2 separate regions of the Mus musculus genome follow, and region 1 is linked to region 2. The links are chromatin loops, found by intact Hi-C in ENCODE. Cell type or tissue: heart. All regions are shown on one strand.

The links. A loop is a pair of places that touch in the nucleus more often than their neighbours do. Peaks named below come from ENCODE experiments on the same cell type or tissue, not always from the same donor. Only the 100,000 strongest peaks of a DNase experiment are listed, where the experiment ranks them.
Region 1: a loop joins it to region 2, with 2.2 times the contacts of the local background. A loop is called at or near these places in 2 of 42 quality-filtered maps.

Annotation. Positions count from the first base shown.
Region 1 is chr16:95,290,563-95,293,062 of GRCm38, reverse strand. It overlaps Kcnj15 (potassium inwardly-rectifying channel, subfamily J, member 15), which reads right to left. Exons shown (of 4, transcript NM_001271691.1): 3 at 1,155-1,252. Among named protein-coding and RNA genes, the nearest start is that of Gm31641, 32 kb to the right of the region's middle. In heart, no CTCF peak of the experiment used is centred here; a DNase peak (open chromatin) is centred at 1,472; H3K27ac peaks cover 1,269 bases.
Region 2 is chr16:95,208,419-95,210,918 of GRCm38, reverse strand. All of the region lies in intron 3 of Gm31641 (predicted gene, 31641), which reads left to right. Among named protein-coding and RNA genes, the nearest start is that of Gm31754, 31 kb to the left of the region's middle. In heart, a CTCF peak has its summit at 1,561 (motif pointing left); no DNase peak of the experiment used is centred here.

The DNA.
Region 1 (2,500 bases), 82 kb before region 2:
TGACGGAAACTGATGACTCCGACATTCCTCGGAAAAGATAACGTTGGCGATTACAGGGGAACTCTACCTGACTGGCATGGTTTTCCCCTACCTCATTGGCATTCTAAGAATCGGGGGGGGGGGAATCTCCCCTTTGAAAAGCAATAAATGGGTATGCATTATCTTATGATTCAGGCACTAATCGTTCTGGTAGAGGGGCATTTTGGCAATAAAATTCATTTTAGAATGAATGCAGGCAAATCTCTTCATGGAAACAAGAGTCCCCATTGAAGGCCAGCACCTGCTCAGGATGTAAAATGGTGCCACAGGCCATTAAATCTTCCTGTTTCATTGTGAACACCCCTTGAAATGGTCTTTTTGAAATTTTTTTTTCTTGAAAAGACATGTTTTGTTTTCATTGAAAGGAAGAGTGTAAGTTACTTAGAGCTTCAACTTCTTGAAGCCTACTTTACACTTCCTAGGATCTATTCCTTAGAGCCAGGGACATTGCAGGAAGCTTGGAAGTTCCTTCTTGTGCCCCAGACCATACTCTTTAGTTTATAATGAGGGAGAAAGTAACCCTGCTGAGGCTTGGAAAGGGCCTACCATGCTGAATGCAGAGGCAGGCTGTGGCAGGAGCTCTGCCACAGGCAAGCACAGCTTACCTGCAAGTGTGCAAGCGACCGGCTGTGCTTAAGGAGAAAGACAGAGGAAGGAGAGCTCTGGGGAACAGGCATGCCACTCAGCCCACTGAATCCAAAACAAGGGCTTAAGTTTTTCCAGGACAAGTGAAACGTGAGTGTCCTGCACACCGAAGAGGTGCTTCCTTCTGTACAGCGCTTTCCAGATTCTGGGGACTGTGGCCTTGTTCCTGGGGCTTCTGTTTCTCCCTCTGTCTCTCCCTCATTCTTGCTGGGGGGGGGGGGGGGTTGAACTGGCTTGGGGTGAACCGTGTGCCTTCCTGTTTCTGGTAAGCTCTGGCTGCAAGCCTGAGCACCTGGCTTTGGGATCCAAGCAATCAGGGCTTGGGACTTGTGGCCTCCTGCAAGTGCATGGCTCAGGATCTCTCTGAGGGGGAAACAAGAGCTAAGGGAAGGTTGCAGGGCAGCCATCTCCTCTATCCTCCAACCCCTGCCCCCAGTCTATAGCCCTCTGCCCTCCAAGCCCTTTACTACCTGGTCACTCACTCTGTAGGTCAGGAATCTTCTGCAGGGTAAGTGGCGCGTCCTCGCTCCCCTTCTCCCACCTGGCTACCATGGGGCTCTGCTATGGCCTGAAAGAAAGAGGAACAGACACGTGCTGTTCACAGGTAGAACGGAGAGCACCCAGCCAGCCTGGTCCCTGAGGATTCCTTTAGAGCACTGGGTGTGGCATTTACCTTCAAATCCCTGGCCATCTGGCAGGATGCCCAGGACAGGCTACATGGCCAAGAATTTTTAAGAATGAAGCCCCGTTGCTACCACCACAGCCTTCGCTAGGAATCCAGCCCCTGGAGGGAGCTCATTGGCAAAAGGCACTGGAGAGAAGGGTCAACCCACCCCCACCAAGGCTGTAGTGATCCAAGCAGGAGGCAGGAAGGGGAAGCGCAGAGGAAGTAAACAGCGCACAGTTGAGGGGAAGAGTCCGGAATAGTCCCGCCGCCTGTGGAAATTCATTGCTACTCTTGAGATACAGAGTTAGGTAAAAAGGGCTGTTAGCACCATCTCAAAAAATGACAGAGACTCTAGAAGAGGAGACTGGAGCCTGGGAGGTGGGGGAAGGCTCAGCTGGGGAGCCAGGGGAGGAAGGAGGTGCAAAATTATAGAAGGCAGACCAGTACTCTTCCCCATGCACCCCCAAGGCTGTGGGAGCCACACCAGTGTTTTTCCCAAACCGCCCCCCACCCCCATTATCCTGTGCTCTGTGTGATCTGGTCTAAACTTAAGGAGCTTTTTAAAATTCTTTTTTGAAATTCATTCATATTCTCTCTCTCTCTCTCTCTCTCTCTCTCTCTCTCTCTCTCTCTCTCTCTCTCTCTCTCTCCCCCTCCCCCTCTCCCTCTCCTTCTCCCTCCCCCTCTCCCTCTCCCTCTCCCTCCCTCCCTCCCTCCACCCTCTGTGTGTGTGTGTATAATTTACCAATCATTTATCAACCAGTTAACAATCGCCTGCCGTTTTCCTAATTTTTATCTACTATCTATAATCTACGAGTCATCTCTACAGCATCTATCAAATAAGCAATTAATCTACTATCTATCTGCATATCGTCTATTACCTGGCTACCCATGTTCTCCATCCAGCCACCTTCCTTGTCTGTTTTCTATTTTTCTCGGTCAACCTTTGCACCTTCGTGTCTGTCTCAGGTTCACAGGTTTCAGATTGCCGATCAGTCCTTTATTTACAGTAGTTACTGGTTTATAGTTACTATATTCCTCCTCTCAGCCCCTTCAGCCTAACAGATACCAGATCTTAGTGGGTCCACTGCATGGCTGGAGCACAGGCCTTTGCTCATTGCTCTGCTGAGACTGGTAATCTGCCTTGTA
Region 2 (2,500 bases):
GTTTCATTGCTGTGAAGACACCACAACCAAGGTGACTCTTATAAGGACAACATTTAATTGGGGCTGGCTTACAGGTTTAGAGGTTCAGTCCATTATCATCAAGGATGGAATATGGCAGCATCCAGGCAGGCATGATGCAGGAGGAGCTGAGAGTTCTACATCTTCATCTGAAGGCTGCTAGAAGACTGACTGCCTCCCATGTGGTTAGGAGGAGGGTCTTATTGCCCATCCCTACAGTGGCACACCTCCTCCAACAAGGCCACACTTACTCCAACAAGGCCACATCTACTCCAACAAGGCCCCACCTCCTAATAGTGCTATTCCCTGGGCCAAGTATATTCAAACCACCACACCCACTAAGAGTGATCCCCCTTCACATGAACTAAGGACCTTAGTCTATCTACATAAATCCCTGTGCCATATAGAACACTGTCACAGGAGTCATACCTATTCTGCCCACAGCTTTTATCTCCACTCAAGGAGAAGGAATAATTCAGGATCACGGTCAGGTTGGAACTTTGCCCATCCCAGATGACAATTATACCTCTCTGGACAACGCCTAGAACAAGCTGTCTGCAATGCTTTCTCTTTCCCATCTGGAAAATTTTCTGAGTTTGAAATGGATCTGGTTGTTGAAAGAAAGGGTCCGTTAACACATGGTTTCCCAGCACAATGATGGACACTCCCTCTGGGACTAAACTAATTCTTGACTCATCCTTGGATCTACTCTACTCTTGACTCATCCCTAGATCTAATCTAAAGACCACCAATGGCACAGACATTCCAGAGGGCTGGTGAGGGTACTGGTGTGGCTAAGCATCAGTCACTACCTTAGGGTTCTTGTCCTAGGGAAGTGAGGTGCTGAAGATGCCCAGAATGATAATAGAACAGACTGGGTTACACACACGATAGGCAGCATGAAGGGAACATGTCTGCGCAGAATGCCTCTTCTCTCAGTCCCTTCATGGCTCCAGTCATGCACTCCCGAGTCTTATGCACTATCCAGCTTCCTGTCTTCAATGCTTCAGTAACTGGATGCTAGCATATGTTAAAGATGACAGGAATGGAAGCGTGGGGGAGGGAAGTCATTCCAGTTTCTATCTACATTTGTTGGGCAGAAGATTTAAAATTTTTATTTTTCTCAGCTGTCCTTTTATCACCTAGGGCCTTGTTGTTAACTAGCACATTTTTTCTTTTAGGCTATTTGTGGTAGATCCTTGAAAGGACCCAGGATGAGGTATGTGCAGCTCCCCAAGAGATAGATATTCCTGAAGATCCCTTTACAAACGACTTTGTCCCCCTCACTCCAACTTGGAGCCAATGTGAGGTGTCATTTCATGGCTGATCCTAAAATGTCTGGGAATTTTAGGTGAATAGTAGGTTTAGTCCAGAGGTTTTTGGTCTAAACAGATCTTTATCAGTTCTGGAGTTATTATAATAAGTCAGCAGTTCTCAGCAGAAGGGTTCTTTTGATCTTTGGGTCTGTAGAGTGCTGACTTCTTTTTTTTTTTTTTTTTTGTCACAACAAGAGGTCACTGCTGGCATCTAGTGGTGGAGGCCTGGGATGTTTCTGTCATGGCATGGCACTCCAGATGGCCTCCAGAACTGAGTATCCAATGTCAAACACCAACAGAGTTTAGTTTGAGAAACCTTGAATTGAACCAGCCCAGGCTATGTGACCTTCATCAAGGCAAAGCTGTTCTCTCTGAACTGGGATACCCTCCCACCTCTCTGTGCCCCTCACCAAATCAGGACAAGCAATTCCAGCTGACCTTGGAGGCCTGCCTGCCTTGGGCATAAATTCACCAGGCTGGGTTGGAGGCCTAGGGACATATTGCTGCCTTGATCTCTTGCCATGCTGAGTCCTAGGCGTTCCAAGTATTTACCATCCTCTGCAAGACTGAATTCTCACTCACAGAGGTGAGCCAGGGGCATCACAGGGTGCCAGTGCTGTGTGTGTTCAGTGAATGATTTGACGGAGAGGGAGAGGGAGAGGGAGAGGGAGAGGAGGGAGAGGGAGAGGGAGAGGGAGAGGGAGAGGGAGAAGGCAACTTGGTTAGATTTCTGCTGATCTTTCCAATTTAAGGTAGAAACCCAAAGCTTGACCCTAATGTGCCTTGGTCAGATACAGTACAATCTTCTGCCTTTCTATTGGACATTTCTGGATCAAAGAAATAAATGGTGGGGGAGGGTGGCAAAGCATTTTACTTTTCCTTAGAAAGAAAAGGAAGTTGTAGATTGTGAAACCCATTGATTTATAGTGTTTCTCTTCCCTCCTATCTCTGGGTAGAGAAATGGAACTTACTTTTCTTGCCCTGTGACTTTAGGTGTGGTTCCGTGGCTTTAGGCTAAACTCAACTACGTGAAATGATTTATCTGCAGTGTGTCCTTGAGTGTATGACTTAGCTTTTGCCTCAGTTTCCTTATCTGTCAAGTGGAGATTACAGTCCTGCCTACAGACTGGGTTACTGTGATAATCAAATGGGTAAATATTTACCAG